Regions from separate parts of the Homo sapiens genome. Here region 2 is linked to region 1. Evidence: read pairs that join two places in POLR2A ChIA-PET (ENCODE). Cell type or tissue: GM12878. All regions are shown on one strand. Links, peaks and the distances in the headings refer to the core of each region. The heading gives the core; the rest is flanking DNA. Region 1 overlaps CD84 (CD84 molecule). Region 2 has its middle 20 kb from the start of SLAMF1.

Region 1 (8,339 bases), core at 259-8,258:
ATCTAGCCAGTCCTGGTCTCAGATCTCCCACGTCTCAAGTCTTTTTTGAAGTCAGGCCCTAGTGCTTAATTGCCACACCACTCTGTGGATTGAGATTAGGTGTGAGGAGAGAGACAGAACATAGATTCCACAGACTCGTAATTTTGCTGGGTTCTCTCACTAAACCCCAGGAAGTATGTAGGTAGATTGTTAAGGCTGAGACCTTCTTAATATTAGGGCCGTTGAGCAGCCACAGTGGTTGGTGTGTGGTGCAGTTTTAAAAGTATGTCTCATCTCCTGTAGCAAGTCATTCAGGAAGTGTTGGTGGGGTATCAAAGAGCAATCAGGCAGTGGGGGTGGTGGGTAGGCAAAGCTGGGGGAAGCTGTTATTTGTGCTGCTGGTGTTGTTGGCAAGAATACTTTGCTTGCTGGAAAAGGCAAAGGGGTTGCACATGTTTAAGATGAAGATTCTGCCACCTTCAAACACTCCAACTGTGCTCTGAGAGAAGCAGCTGCAAAACCATTGCATGCAGTGGAAAGATAGGGAGGCAGAAGGTGTAGGTGCAAGTACTTCTACTTATGAACTGGACAACCTTAACGAGGTCACAAAACCTTTCTTATTTATTTATTTATTTTTAGACAAAGTCTCACTCTCTCACTGTCACCCACGCTGGAGTGCAGTGGAGTGATCTTGGCTCACTGCAACCTCCACCTCCCGGGTTCAGGCAGTTCTCCTGCCTCAGCCACCCAAGTAGCTGGGATTACAGGTGCATGCCATCACGGCTAGCTAGTTTTTGTATTTTTAGTAGAGACGGGGTTTCACCATGTTGGCCAGGCTGATCTTGAACTCCTGACCTCAAATGCTCTGCCCGCCTCAGCCTCCCAAAATGCTGGGATTACAGGTCACAAAACCTTTCTGAACCTCAGTTTCTTCATCCATAGAATGAAAATAATAATTATGCTATTTGTCCTGTTTGGTGAGCAGCAAATGATGTAATATGAGTAGAAATGCTTTGCTGATCATCAAGGTAAAATAAATGTTAGTTATTTCTGGAGTTGATACTGATATATTAACATTCATCGTATGTTCTTTATCATCACTTCAACAATTGGTACATGCCCTTTGGGCCTGCCCTAGGCCACCCTTATGATGGCGTTGGTGATGCCGGGGCCATACTGGAGCATATATCAAAAGCCATTTTTAAGGGCTAATTCAAGTAAAGCCTGGAGGGACAGTTTCAGGTACCCTGGATAGACTTTATTCTGCTCTTAAAAGATTTTAAGATTTAAAAGAAAGAGTGTCCATATCAATCAATCCCAATATTTATTTTTCTGGGTGCTAAAGGGACTCTAACATTATGTTATCACTGGAAGTGACCTTAGTAAAATCTAATTTCAGAGATAACTTGTGGCACAAAAACATCTTGAGGACTTACCATGAAATGCACTATGCTAGTCTATGGCAAAGACAGATTCTCTGCCTTTCGGGGGGAATTTGATACCCGGTTAGGGAAATAAGATACACACACACACACACACACACACGCACGCACGCACGCACGCACACACACAATTCTCCTTTGCAATATGAGATAGTGAATAATAAATTCAAGTGAATGGTAGAAACAGTGATTACGGTAGGAATTCTAAGAAGGGAGGGATTGCTGAGCTGTAGTGGTTAGAAAAAACATCTCAAAGAAAGTAGAATTTGAGGAGGATTTTGAAGGCTGAATAGAATTCTACTTGATGGAAAGGGAAAGGAGGGGTGTCTCAAGTCCTCGGATCCTGAACAAAAGTTTAGAAGCAGAACCTGTGATGTTAATTGGATGAATATAGATTTGCATATCAGAGTGGGGAGAGGTACAGCTGGAGATACAAATTAGGTTTAGATTTGAGACAGCCTTGAGTTTGAGGTCTCCATCAGAGGCAGAGGGGAACTATTAAGGTTTTTGCGAGTGAAGATTAAAATAATGTTTTAGTCATTGTAATGTAGTAATGATGTGTGGGGAGGAAAACAGGAAGGAGAGGCTGCATCAGAGAGGCCATTTAGGGATACTGTAGTCTTCTGGGCATGAACCAGGGGACGATAATGGGAATGGAAAGGAAGGGCTGGATTTGATGATAACACAAAGAAAGGCAAGAAATAAAGAGGCATCTGCTAGAATTCAATTGTTCATCAATATATTTTGAGTTTCTACTTTATGTCATTGAAAAACTCATAAAGTTTATGATGGAAAGAAGTCAAAGGGGGAAGAAAGTTTAGTGTTAGAAATATTAAACTTCAGATGATGGTGGACCATGTAAGTAAGCTCTTGGAATGATGGAAGATAAGGAGAGAGAATGGACTTGAAGTATTATTTGGGGCACTGTGGCAGAATCTGCTAGCTGTTTTCCAATATTTGTTCCCTCCTTCATTCTTATTAATAGAATCACTAATTTTTAGCAGGGCATAGAGCCACCCAGAGTAAAGACTATATTGTCCTGCTTTCTTCTAGCTAACGTTGGTCATATGACTAAGTTCAGCCCAACAGAATAAAAATGGAAGTGTTGTATATGACTTCTGTGTCTTTAAGAAGAGTGGGAACCTGGCATGGTGGCTCACATCTGTAATCCCAACACTTTGGGAGGCCAAGGCAGGTGGATCGCTTGAGTCCAGGAGTGCGAGACCAGCCTGGGTAACATGGCAAAACCCTGTCTCTACAAAAAAGTACAAAATATACCTGGGCATGATGGTGCACACCTGTAGTCCCAGCTGCCCAGGAGGCTGAGATGAGAGGATCACCTGAGCCCAAGGGGGTCAAGGTTGCAGTAAGCCAAGACCACACCACTGCACTCCAGCCTGGGTGACAGAGTGAGACCCTGTCTCAGAAGAAAACCAATAAATAAATAAATACATAAAAAGAGGGAAATTTGCTGTTTTCATCTCTTCCTTGCTTTTGCAGGCCAGAAGGTCATGACAGCTGGATCTTAGACAGACATTCTGAGTCATGAGGAGGAAGCCAAGTTCTGAGGATGGTGGAGCAGGAAGATAGAAGTTGGAACCCCAATGACCTTGTGAACTATTCTACTGACTGTGAACTGCCAACTCCGCACTTTTTTACATGAGCAAGAAATAAACCTCTTTCTTGTTTAAGCCATTCTTATTTTAGTGTCTCTGGTACTTACTGTAACACTGAAATCCAGCGGGTTTAGAGATCATCCACAGAAATGGCGTGGGTGAAGGAGAGGAGGGTCATTCAGGAAGAGTAAGCCTGAAGTCCACGACTGAGCCCTGCGAGAGTGCTCACATTTATAGAAGAGACACCATCAAAAGAAACAGAAGAGACCAAGCAGTAAGAGTGCAAGAGAGGCACCAATAGTGGGCCATATCACAGAGAGGAGAAAGAGTCTCAAGGAGGAGATTGCCACTGATGTCTAATGATTCAGCGTTCAACGGGATAAAGACTGAAAATGGCCCTGGGTTTGCCCGTTACGAGGTTATTGATGGCCTTTGAGAATGTAGTACAAGTAAGACAACTCGATGGAAGGCCAGAGTCTAGGGGACTGACAGAGTAGGTGGTAAAGCATGGAGGAAAAACTTGACAGTGAAAGAAGGGTGATGAGATAGGACAGTAGCTAGAAGGTCAGGTGAAACTAATTTATTTTTGTTTTAAAATAGAAGAGACTGGGGGCTGGGGGGGAGGAGCTAGGGAGGGTAAGCAGAGAGAGATGTCCCCAGTGGGCCTGCTCTAGGTTAGATGCTCCTGCTCATGGCCTCTCTGGAACTCCAGGTTTCCCTCTCATAGCACTTGCCACATTGTGTGGTGGTCATCAATCTGCGTGTCTGTGTTCTGGACACTGTGAATGACTGAGTCCAGGGGCCTTGCCTTAAACCTCTGGTATGCAGAACAGCACAAGATACACAGGCTACTAATGCTTGTCATGGAACAAAAGATGGAAAGGAAAGGGCAGGCAGTGGAAGCTGTAGATTTAAGGAGGGTCACACCCTCACCTGAAGTGGAAAGGGGAAAGGAAAGGATAAGTGAAAGAGCAAAGGTATTTTGAGATGTTATTAAAGACGGTGATAGGAAGAGGCTGCTTGGTGAAGTAGAGTGAGCATAGATTTGAGCCAGGTGGGCTTGTGCTCATGTTCAATCCCTGACATTTGCTGAGGCCCTGATCTTACTTGACTACAAGATGGGCTATAATAATGCCTGCCTTATAGAATTGTTTTGAGGACACATAGAAGGTGCTTAATACACAGTGGACATTTTGGAATAGATAGGATAAAATGGAAGATAGTCATTCTTGGTGGCCTTCATCTCTTCAGTAATGTAGGAGGGGAGACTAACTGGCAACAGTGAGGAGGCAAGAGTGGGACCAGCTAGGAGGTATACAGACTAAAGGTGCAGATTTTGAATCTAGGAATATTTGAACGTAGCTGTGTTATCTTGAGAAAATTATTGAAATTCACTGTTCCTCAGGTGCCTCATCTGTAAAGTGTGGATAATTATTAAATGCAATTGCGAAGATAAAGCACTTAGCACAATGCCTGGCACATATAAATGGTAGTTGCTATTATTTTGGTGAATGTAAAAATTGGGGGGGGGAATGTTACTATAAGGAACACCATAGGGAGTCAACAAGAGATTGATGAAGGGGATCAAGTGTTTGCTAACTACCCTTGAGAGCCCAGTGAAGAAGTGGTAACCCACATTTACAACCTTTTCCAAAGAGTGTGATTTCGTGACCTTCTTATGCCAGAACACAAATGGGAAAGGTAGGAGAAAGGCCATACCTCTAGAGGAGAAGCAAAGGCAAGAAAAGGCTGAAACCCTGGGGTGCAGGCTTAGATGGAAAAACCTGTTCACTGTGACTCTTAGGTAGCTATGGCAAAGAGGGAGCCCAGGACTCAGGGAGCAGGATGACCAGTGTTGAAAGAGATCACTGAGGACTGGTTGCTCACTGGAGGTTGCCTTCCCCTCCTGGATTGGGCTGGGGCACCCTTCCCAATGCAATACACCTTTCTGTGTCTAAGATGATAACCCTGTTTCCCTGGATGATCCTAGGGATATGGATGGATTTTACAAATGTACATTTCATGGTTAGGCAGCTCAAAGCCACTGACTAGAAGAAGACAATAGGGATCGTGAGAAAAAGAAGAATATTTGAAAAAACAAAAAACAAATAGAAAAGAATCAGAAACCCATATATATAGATTGTATAAAGATTGTTGAGGTATGAGGCTTTTAACTCATGAGAGGAAAATTCTTCAAGGCTGGGCAAGCAAAACTTACTGATGTTTTGGGTGGAATCCAAAGTCAAATATGGATGACAATGGAGAGGTTATATAGACCTAAAACCCCATAATTCTCCTTAGATTCTATTAAAAATGAACACAGTGTACCCTTGGAGTCTGGGGAGCTCTCTATTCTCCTTTCATAATCTTAACCATCACTACTAGGCTCTGCCTGATCTTCCCCTACTTCCCTACTCCAACCACATCAGCTCCCTCTGTTCTGTAAACAGGCCAAGGGCACTTTGCCTTAGAGCTTTTGCACCTGTTGTTCTCCTCTTTTCCTACCACACTCTTTTCAGCAGTCCCCCACTTTGTTCAGGGTTTTCTCCCAACATCATCTCATTAGAAAGAGCTTTCCTGGTCACTGTGCCTAAAACAGCAATCCCCACCCCATCCTTCTCTCTTGCCTTGCCTTACTATCCTTCTCTTCACTGCAGTTATCACCACTAAAGCATTGCCTGTGCTTATTTATTGATTGTCTCCCAACCCATCCCCTCAATACACTGCTACTATAATGCAATTATCAAGAATGTGAGTCTTTGTCTGTTTCAATCACTACTGTTCCTCCAAGAACTAGTGGATGATTATTAAATGTTTGTTGAAAAAATGAACACCAGCCTGGGAAACACAATGAGATCCCATCTCTATGAAAAAGAAAATAAAAAAAAATTAGTCAGGCATGGTAATGCATGCCTGTAGTCTCAGCTACTTGGGAGGCTGAGACAGGAGGATCACTTGAGCCTGGGAAGTCAAGGCTGCCATGAACCACGATTGTGCTACTGCCCTCCAGCCTGGGTGACAGGGCAAGACTCTGTCTCAAAACAAAAAACAAAAACAAACAAAAAAAAACAAAGCTTTTTTTTTTTTTGCAACTGACTCAATTAATCTTTTCCAACAATAGAAAAACAAGGCAGAAAATCTCAGCAAGAGAAAGAGTGAAGGCAAGAGAGGACTCTTTACTGATCTCTGGGTCTTGATGTGAAAGGTCAAGTATTTAAACTGATTATTAACAAGAATCAGATGGCTAACTGCAATTTCTTTCTATATTCTATACTGTTTGTGAAGAAAATTTTTTAGATCCACAAAATGGGGACCCACAGCATAGTTAGTAAAAGTGTCCTGAATCAGGGATTAGGAAACATGTTTGAGTCTAGGGTCTGTTGTTGACTAGCTAAATGACCATGAATGTCACTTACTTGCTAAGTCAGAGGGTTCTAGTTGGTAAAAGAAATAAAACAGAGCTGTCCTGCCACTTTGAGGAATTATTAGGATTAAATGACATGAGGGTGCTCTCAAGTGTGTGTACTAATGGAGGAGAGTCTAGTGGTCCTAAGGAGAGCCTTGCCTTGTGGAATCACCTGTATGTCACCATGGGTTAGTCACTGAGGCCTAGCCTGCCTGGGCTAGAATCCTGGCTCTGTCAGGGACTGGCCATGAACCCCAGGGAAAGTCAGTAACCTCTCTGTGCCTCAGTTTCCTCAGCTTTAAAATGAAGGTAATATTAGCACATTGGTGAAGGTAATAGTAGCACAATATTTGACCTCATAAAAATATTATGAGGGTTAAATGAATTGATATTTGTAGACCTCTTAGAATAGTGCCTGGCATATACTAGGCACTATATATGTTTGCTATGTAAAACAAATAAACATCTTCAAAGAGACTAAAATAACACCTCAGACAACTACGAAGGGAAAAATTAGAGTTGGGGTATTGGGGAGATGTTAAAGTCAGCAAGTAGCTATTAATAAGAGTGGAAATGGGGAAGACTGCACAGTTGCTTAACAGACACCTCCACCCCCTTACTTTCTTAGGATCCTCCAGACAAACATTTCTTGTTCTTTTTTTGTGGCACTAGCTAAACTTCCTCTCCTCTTCTCCACCCACTGCCTCCTAGAGTCAAAAAGTGGGGGTGGAACATCGCTGAGTATTGTAGGTCTGGGAGAGTGACCAGAGGTAGCTTTAGCATGTGGTGCCCAAAAGAGAGTCCATTATAACTGCTCACACTGAGTGAAGGGACATAGAGGGGAAGAGGAAGCACAGGGCTGGGCAGGCAGAAATTTTGTGTCATTCTCCAAAGCGACGGAAAGTCCTTGATCATGAGGTTTTAAGAAAAAGGAACCTACTACCCCCATGCAATAGTACATTGTTTTCCCCTGGGAGTTTTACTTTATATCACCTTTATTGGGATTTAGGTTTACTTGAATCAGTTCCTTCAAAACACACACACACACACACACACACACACACAAAATCTCAAAACAGACATGAGATCATAGCCATCCGTTTTAACATTGCTGCCCTCTATTAGCGTGTACTTGAACACTGAGTATAACAAAGGAAACAAGAGTACCTAGTCAGTTCCACCTATATCAGCCCCCAGCTGATTGCTCATACCTCTTTCCAAGTTTCACATAGATGAGCCCAGTGATCTCCAAACTTACAGGTCCATCCCTTTCCTAAGGTCCAAGACAAGAAAGGTTTGATTTAGGAATACTCCAGTAGCCTGAATGGCTTGGCACCGACCATCAGGCTCCTGTTGCGAAGGTGCTCTGGCTGCCTTGTTGGCCTCCATATTGATCTCCAGGACTGCTTCAAGCACTTGGAGCTGACAAGGTAGGCCTCCGCTGCCTTCCACTGAAGGCCTGAGTTATCACAGGGGGAACAGCTTTCCACCCTCTGTTTGGAAGCTGGGTTTTTGATAAGCAGTTTTACCCATATGTAATATATTTCCATTTCTATAACTGGATTTCTGCTTTTGAGCCCTTTTCTGAATGTCTGTGGTAGTCATCTGCTTAAATCTCATTCTAATACAGAGGCCTTGTCCTTATCTTGAAGACCCCTCAATGCAAGGACTTCAGATCAGTGGCAGGTTGTTTTGTCAGCATACTTCCACAGGTATGCTTCCTGTCTCTGAGCCCCAGGATGATGGTTGGGGTCCAGTTACCCATAGTGAGCCCACTCATTTCTTAGAATTTTAGGTCTCAACTGCTGAAATGCCCATGACCATGTTTAACATCCAACAAGACATCAACATCATGCTGATATTGGACTTTTATTTGTTTAAAGAAACTAATTCAAA
Region 2 (8,339 bases), core at 110-8,109, 95 kb after region 1:
TTGATCCTTTGTGTGAGGTTTTTTTTTTTTTTTGTCTCAGGTTCATTTATTTTTGCTCTGATTTTAGTTATTTCTTTTCTTCTGCTAGCTTCATCAAAAAAGGTTATCATTGCATGGTTATATGTAGCTAAAGGAACATGAAGACAAATATGAATTAGAACCACAAGGATTTCACTCATTACTTGTACGACCTTGGATAAGTCATGGTGTTGGCGAAAATCAGTTTTCTTATCTATAAAATAATGCACTACAAGTTATCTCACATAGTGGATGCTATGATGTGCTGTTCCGATCTCCCCCTCAAGACCAAAGCAGTCATTCCCCATGCAGGAAGTATTGGTGGCTGACAGCTCTCAGCTGAGTTCCTCCCCAGGAACTGCCCTTAGCCAGTTCCTTCCCTGAGGAACCCACATCAAACAACTGGGCCAACTGGTTGATGAAAGGATATAAAAGTCCAGTCCCCTTTTGCCTCAGTTTGCAACAGCTCTGAGGGTCATTCTAGCTCCAGGGCTCCTCACTGAGTCAGCTGAGGACTTTGTTGCAACTGCATCCGCAGCTCAACTTCTTCCTCTGCTCACTCTTACTTCCCTCACTCCCTCACAGGTATTGATTATTTCATGGGCACTCCTCCATAAACTTTTCACACACAAATCTCCATCTCAGAGTCTGATTTTTGAAAACCTGAGCAAAGATACCTAATATGCCTTTTGAATGTTAAAACAGCAGTGTATATAAAGTACAGTATTTGCTATATTGTGAACACTCAATATTTGCTATTCTCTTCTCTTCCTCATTGTTTTGATCTGTTTTTCTTTCATTCCTGCAAGGATACACAACCCAGGACTTTCCACAGGAGGCAGTGTCTCCCCTTTCACCTGATCAAAACTCCTTTTTGCGCACAAATAATTAAACACATTCTTGGAAAGCCATTCATTCTTTGATGGAAGCCACCAAAAGTCTTAAGCAGCTGAGTGACCTGTTCATATTTTTGCTTTAGAAAGATTACCTTGCCTGGGCGTGGTGGGATTACACACCTGTAATCCCAGCACTTTGGGAGGCTGAGGTGGGCAGATCACCTGAGGTCAGGAGTTTGAGACCAGCCTGACCAATATGATGAAGCCCCATCTCTACTAAAAATACAAAAATTAGCCAGGCCTGGTAGCATGTGCTTGTAATCCCACTACTTGGGAGCCTGAGATGGGAGAATCACTTGAACCTGGGAGGCGGAGGTTGCAGTAAGCCAAGATTGCACCATTGCACTCCAGCCTGGGGCAACAAGAGTGAAAATCTGTCAAAAAAAAAAAAAAAAAAAAAAAAAGAAAGAAAAGAAAAGATTACTTTGGCCTTAGTGTGAGAGAAATTTAGGTAGACCTACAGGCTAGGAACAGATTTGAAGAAATGATGGGTCTTAACTGGAGAAGTAGCAATGAGGTGGGAGAGAAGGAGATCCATTGGAGAGTTATCTCATAGGTGGATTTTTCAGGGTTTGGTGACTTATTGAATGTGGGCTGTGAAGGAGAGTGGCCTATATACTATGGCCTTTACACTTCCAGTTCAGTTTCCCAGTAGATGGCAATGCCATTCTCTAAGAAAGGAAGTATAAGAGGTGGAGATAACTTAGGGGCAAAATTGAGAGCAAGGGGTATAAGATTATTTGTTGGCTTGGGATATGGTCAGTTTAAATGTTTACGGTTCATGCATATGGAGATTTCCAGGGGCTATTTGAAAACACAGAGCTGACTTTGAGAGGAGAAGTATAATCTGAAGGAAAGCAAACAAATATAGAAGTCATATTTTCAACTCCTTCATTTCACCCCAAGAAAGCTAATACTTAGAGACTAAAACTTCTAAGGGACTTACCATATGGCTAGTTTTTGAAAAGCCGTAACCAGAAACCAAATCTCTTGGGTTTAGGTCAATCCACCCATATCCTGATTGAGTTTCATTATGCTCTATTTACCTTCATGGTTCCCCAATCTAACAATGCCTGGCATACAGCAAGTGCTAAAAATGTTTGTGGAATGAATATACTGATTGTGGCCTTTTTTGGTGGGGGTAGAACTGGCCCCACACCTTCACATCATCACTGGAATTATGCCTCAGAAGCATCTTGGAAGTCAGCAGACCTAGGGAAGTCCTACTTAGCCATGAAATTTGCATTTCCCCAGGTACCTCCCAACCCCTCTCCACTTCCTCTGAGAGCAAAACCTCCGTTGTTCATGTCACACCCATGGGCAGCCTTTGTGCTCAGTACACAGACCTGATTGAGAAGATTGATAAAAGCAAAATAGAAAGAAGCCGTGATCTGGGTCATATGAGTTATACAACCATTTCCCTCTTATTTTACACTTGGGGAAACTTAAGCTAAGAGATCTTGTCTTAATTCATTAAAATTAGAGTTGCCAGCCCAGAAGAGAGGAAGGAGAAGTTTGGGACAGAGGAAGGCAACTAATACTTATTGAGCACTTACTGTATGGCAGACTTTATGTGGAATGATTTATTGAGGTTATCTCATTTAATCCTGATTTTAAAAATCATCCACATACGGAAACCGAGGTTTAGAAAGTTTACTTTTCCTGAGGTTCAGAAGCTGGTAAATGACGGTTCTGGAACTCAAACTCAAGGCTGTCTGGCTCCAAAGGTCATGCTCCTTCCCCTATACCACACAACCTCCCAGAAGCTTGAAATGTGGTTCTGGGTACTAGGTATAAGCTTGAAGACCAACCAAACATGCTCATTCCAGTGCTCTCTCTAGGAGCCAACAAGCCCTCCAACATTGCCCCCCTAGAAGGTCCTGCAAAATTGAGTTGTCTAGGGTTTGACAGAGTCCAGAAGACATTTTCGAACATAAGAAGGGCAATGGGTCAAGCCCCAGGGAGTACCCAGTAGTATCAACAAAGAAAGGAGAATGTGTATTTGACTTCCAGCCTCAGCCCTGCTGGTAACTTGCCAGACGGCCTTGGCCTGGCCACTTCCTTCCTGTCCTCCACCAAGATTACAGAAAATTAGGAAATGCAAATTTTATGGGCTTCCCTGCTGACGATTTCTAAGTCTTCTTTGTAGTAATCATTCCTATCACAAAGAGGGTGGGAAACGGTGATTATGGACCAGGGAGAGAGTCCTATTCCTAAGAAGTGGTTCTTGGACTTTGGAGAGGCAACAATTGGTTTGAGTCTTAACAAATGAGTGGGAGTTTGTTAGGTCAACGAGGAGTGGGAGGGGATTCCAGGAAGTGTAAAAGCTTGAGCAAAGGCATTGAGTAAATTCGGGGAACTGCTAGCAGTTCAGGAAGGTTGCAGCATTCAGTGCAAAGGAGGGGCCAAACTAGAAATTGGACAGGAGAAAATCACAGAAACCAAGCCACATAAGGATCAGTAGAACCCTGTAGGCTCTCCAACGAGCCTATCCTTGAAGGATTTAAGCATGAAAATGTTGTCATTATTAAACCTAGGCTTTAAAGAGGTCCTTCTGCTCTGTGTTGCTGTCCTCTGCCAGAGATAGCAAGACTGACAGAGGCTGTGCTCCTGTAGCCTGGGAGCCAGAATGGAGAGACACATTGGGCAGAGCCCGGCAGAGTCACAGGAACTTGTAGTCCCCATCTGTTTATTATTCATGGAAGCTTTCTCCTTTTCTTGATTGGATCAACAGAAAAATAAACTGTCGTCTTTGGCAGATGATTCAATGGGAATTCAAGGGTTTCAATGGGAATTCAAGGTTGAAAATGATAATGTACTCTGAGAACTCACAGGTCTATAAAAGGAGAGGCCTATACAAGGAAAGAAGAGGATGTGGTAAATGCAGAACAGACCCTCAGCATCTTGAAGGACCATCAAGGGGAAATAAGTATTGCAGACCTTTCATTAATCTGTGTAGTTAACTTTTTATTTGAAAATAATGTCAAAAGAGCTGCAAGAAAAAATTATTATTAATAATAGTACAAAGAACACGCTTATAAATATCCTGCAGGGAGGGGTCTACAAGTTGGCTGTGACTGTGAATACCTCTCTGTAATGTTTTGCCCATTTTGCTTTAATATTAGCTAGTTCTCTCTCTCTCTCTCTTTCTGTCTCTATTTGAACTATTATAGGGTAGGTTGCATATGGCATGGCTCTTTATCTTAAATACATCAGTGTAAAGAATTAGGATAATTTCTGACACAACTACAATATAGTTATCACTTAAGTAAATTTTACATTGATAACAATATTCTTGTCTAACCTACTGTTTGCATTTCAATTTTGTCGGTTGACCCTTTGTAACCATAATTTTCCCTCCAGGTCAGGATCCAGTCCAGTATTAGGTATTGCATTTAGTTGTTGTATCTCTTTAGTACCCTTCAACTGTAACATTTCCACAGCTATATCTTCTCCTTTATGACATGGATATATTTGAAGAATGCAGTCTTCCCACCCTTTCCCTTTTTTTTTTTTTTTCTTGAGGTGGAGTCTTGCTCTGTCACCCAGGCTGGAGTGCAGTGGTACAATCTCGGCTCACTGCAATCTCCACCTCCCGGGTTCAAACGATTCTTCTGCCTCAGCCTCCTGAGTAGCTGGCATGCACCACCACACCCAGCTAATTTTTTTGTATTTGTATTTTTAGTAGAGATGGGGTTTCACCATGTTGGTCAGGCTGGTCTCAAACTCCTGACCTCATGATCCGCCTGCCTCAGCCTCCCAAAGTCCTGGGATTACAGCCTCTCTTTTTTAATAGCAAATTCCTCACTTGGGGTTTTTTGGTATTTCCTTATGATTAGATTCACATTATGCATTCCCAGACTAGGTACTACACAAGTGACATTGTACCCTCAAGGTATCACATCTAGAGACCCTTGATGTCTTCTCATCGATAATGTTAATTTTAATCACCTGGCCAATATATTGCCAACAGATTGCCAGATTTCTCTATTGTATAGTTATCTTTTTTGATTTTAACTAATAACTATGTGTTGGCATACAGTGGAAGGCCATGCAGACATCTTACTCCTCATCAAAATTTCCTCTGAGATTTAGCATCCATTGATAATTTTTGCCTGAGCCTGTCTTAATTGTGATAGTTACAAAATAATAACTTTCTTCACTTTAGCACCTCACTCCATATTTGGCATTCTATTGCAAGCAAGAACCCTCCCTTTATCTATCTGATCTATCGCATCTGTCTTCTCTAGTCAGTTTTGGTAGTCTGTGTGATTCTTGAAATTTTTCCATTTCGTCTAATTTATTTCCATACAATTGTTCATACTATCCCCCTTGTAATCATTTTTATTCCTTTAAAGTCAATAGTAATATCCCCTTTTAATTCTTGATTTTGGTCCTTTGAGTCTTCTCCGTTTTTCATTTTATCAGTCTACCTAAACATTTGTCAGTTTTGCTGATCTTTTCAAATAACCAAACTTTAAATTTGTTTTTCTCTTATTTTTGTATTCTCTCCTTCATTTCTTTCCATTTTTATCTTTATTATTTTCTCCCTCTTGCTTGCTTTGAGCTTAGTTTATTCTTCTTTTTATAGTTTCTTAATGAACTTAGTTCTTCTTTTTATAGTTTATTTTCTTTCTTTCTTTCTTTCTTTCTTTCAAGACAGGGTCTCACTGTGTCACTCAGGCTGGAGTACAGTGGCACAATCACAGCTCACTGCAGCCTTGATCTCCTAGGTTCAAGCAATCCTCCTACCTCAGCCACCAAAGTAGCTGGGACTACAGGCATGAGCCACCACACCTGGCTAATTTTTTAAATTTTTTGGTAGAAACAAGGTCTCACTACGTTGCTGGTCTTGAACTCTTGAGGTCAAGTGATCCTCCTGCCTCAGCTTCTCAAAGTGTTAGGGTTACAAGAATGACCCACTAATCCCAGCCTATAGTTTCTTAAGGTAGGAGGTTAGATTATTGATTTGAGATCTTTCTGTTTTAATTTAGGCATTTACAGCTATAAAAGTTTCTCTAAGCATTGATTTCCTGCATCTCATAAGTTTTTGATATGTAATATTTTTAGTTTTATTCATCTCAAAGTATTTTGTAATTTCCCCTATGATTTATTCTTTGACCCATTGTTTTAGAAGTATGTAGCTTGATTTAGAAGTATGTAGCTTGATGAATTTTCCAAATATCCTTCTGTGATTGATCTATAATTTCACTCCATTGTGGTTAAAAACATACTTTTGACATTTCTGTAATTTTAGTCATTTCATATTTGTTGAGACTTGTTTTATAGCCCAACATATAGTCTATCTTGGAGAATGTTCCATGTGCATTTGAGAACAACAAACACATATTCTGCTGTTGTTGGGTAAAGTGTCCTATAGACTTTGGTTAAGTTTAGTTGGTTTATAATGTTGTTTAAGTCTTCTATTTCCTTGTTGATTTTATGTATAGTTGTTCAATCCATTATTGAAAATGGGATATTGAATTCTCCAGTTATTATTGTTGAATTGTCTATTTATCCCTTCAATTCAGTAAGTTTTTGCTTCATGTATTTTGGGGCTCTGTGCATATATATTAATAATTGTTATATCTTCTTGATGCATTAACTCTTATTATTATAAAATGTCCTTCTTTGTCTTTACAACAATTTTTGTCTTAAATCATATTTTGACTGATCTCAGTTTCTAAACCCAGCTCTCTTTTGGTTATTGCTTCCATAACATAATATACCTTTTTCCACCTTTTACTTTCAACCTATAGGTGTATTTGAATCTAAACTGTGTCCTTTGTACACAACATATAGTGGACCCATTTTTTTTAGTCCACTCTAATAACCTCTGCCTTTTATTTGTAATGTTTAATCCATTTATATTTAATGTAATTTCTGATATGGTAGGATTTATGTTTGCCATTTTCCTATTAGTTTTCTATAGGTTTTTTGTGTGTGTGTGTTCTTCTCTTTCTTTATTAGTGCCCTCTTTTGTATTAAATATATTTTTTCTACTGTACACTTAAGTTCCCTTGTCATTTTTTTTTTTTTACTGTATTTATTTTCTTCATAGTTGGTTTGGAGGTTACAATGATCTTAATTGCAATAATATAATACTTTGTTCTCACACAGCTTTTTCTCCTGCCCACATTTTTTGCTGTTATTGTCATACAAATTACATCTTTATACATGTGTGTCATTAACACAGATTTATAATTATTGTTCTATAAAATTGTCTTTTAAATCAGATAAGAGAAAAAAATTACAAACAAAAACTACACTTATATTGTCTTTTATATACATTTTATGTATCATATGCCAGGGCAGCATGCGCGAGCAAGCGCTGGGAGAGCGAGCGAACGGGGAGCGGAGGCGGCCTGACCGAGTGAGTGCCAGCGAGTGTGGAGTTAGGGGAAGCCGCCTACCCCCGACCCGCTTCCCCATTCCTTCTCTCCCCGTTCCCGTTTCTCCCCCCAACCACCACACCCCGCCCCCCGCCCCCCGAACTCCAAGCAGCACCAAGTCTGTGCCAACGGCTAAAGTCAGTAGAAAGGAGCTCAACTCCAACCGCAACCGGGCAGACGAGACCTCAGAAAAAGAATAGCAAGCAGCAATTGAACACATTTGTGAAGTACAAAATGAAACAGACTTCATGAACAAGCCAGTGAGGAGAATTTGAAAGTAGAACAGAAATAGAACAAACTCTGCCAATCATTTTTTCAGAAGAGGTCAGAATTGATCATTGATGGCCCAAATCCCACATTTTTGGGTAACATCATTTGTCAACCACCCACGAGTGTCTGCACTGCTTGTGGAGGAGGATGAAGAGGCACTGCATTATATGACCAGAGTTGAAGTGACATAATTTGAAGATACTAAATTAGGTTACAGAATAGATTTTTATTTTGATGAACATCCTTACTTTGAAAATAAACTCCTCTCCAAAGAATTTCATCTAAATGAGAGTGGCGATCCATCTTCAAAGTCCACTGAAATCAAATGGAAATCTTGAAAGGATGTAACGAATCGTTCAAGTCGAACGAAGAATAAAGCCAGTAGGAAGAGGCAGCCTGAGGCACCAGAGAGCTTCTTGACCTGCTTTACTGACCATTCTGATGCAGGTGCTGGTGAGTTATGAGAGGTCATCACAGGTAGTACTTGGCCAAACCCATAACAGTGCTGCTTGGTTCCCAATGTGGATGATGAAGAAGAAGGAGAAGAACAAGATGATGATGATGATGAAGAAGAGGAAGGATTATAAGATATTGATGAAGAAGGGGATGAGGATGAAGGCGAAGAAGAGGAAGATGATGATGACGTTGAGGAAGGAGAGGAGGATGAAGGAGAAGATGACTAACAGAACACTGATGTTCTGAACAATTTTTTTTTTAATTTTCTCCAGTCCCTGGGAGCAAGTTGCAGTCTTTTTTCTTTTTT

What was found. ChIA-PET counts read pairs that join two places held together with the same protein. Peaks named below come from ENCODE experiments on the same cell type or tissue, not always from the same donor. Only the 100,000 strongest peaks of a DNase experiment are listed, where the experiment ranks them.
Region 2: POLR2A ChIA-PET joins it to region 1 with 5 read pairs; 2 of 35 experiments call an interaction of 5 or more read pairs at or near these places.

The regions. Positions count from the first base shown.
Region 1 is chr1:160,568,018-160,576,356 of GRCh38, forward strand. The region is part of intron 1 of CD84 (CD84 molecule); the gene reads right to left. It overlaps CD84-AS1 (CD84 antisense RNA 1), which reads left to right. Exons shown (of 2, transcript NR_188634.1): 2 at 2,922-3,116. Among named protein-coding and RNA genes, the nearest start is that of CD84, 7.3 kb to the right of the region's middle. RefSeq lists an enhancer at 7,849-7,898. In GM12878, for the core only: no CTCF peak of the experiment used is centred there; a DNase peak (open chromatin) is centred at 320; H3K4me3 peaks cover 156 bases; H3K27ac peaks cover 2,280 bases.
Region 2 is chr1:160,662,726-160,671,064 of GRCh38, forward strand. It overlaps the pseudogene SETP9. Among named protein-coding and RNA genes, the nearest start is that of SLAMF1, 20 kb to the left of the region's middle. RefSeq lists enhancers at 2,696-2,755, 2,769-3,330. In GM12878, for the core only: no CTCF peak of the experiment used is centred there; a DNase peak (open chromatin) is centred at 2,057; H3K4me3 peaks cover 1,808 bases; H3K27ac peaks cover 2,626 bases.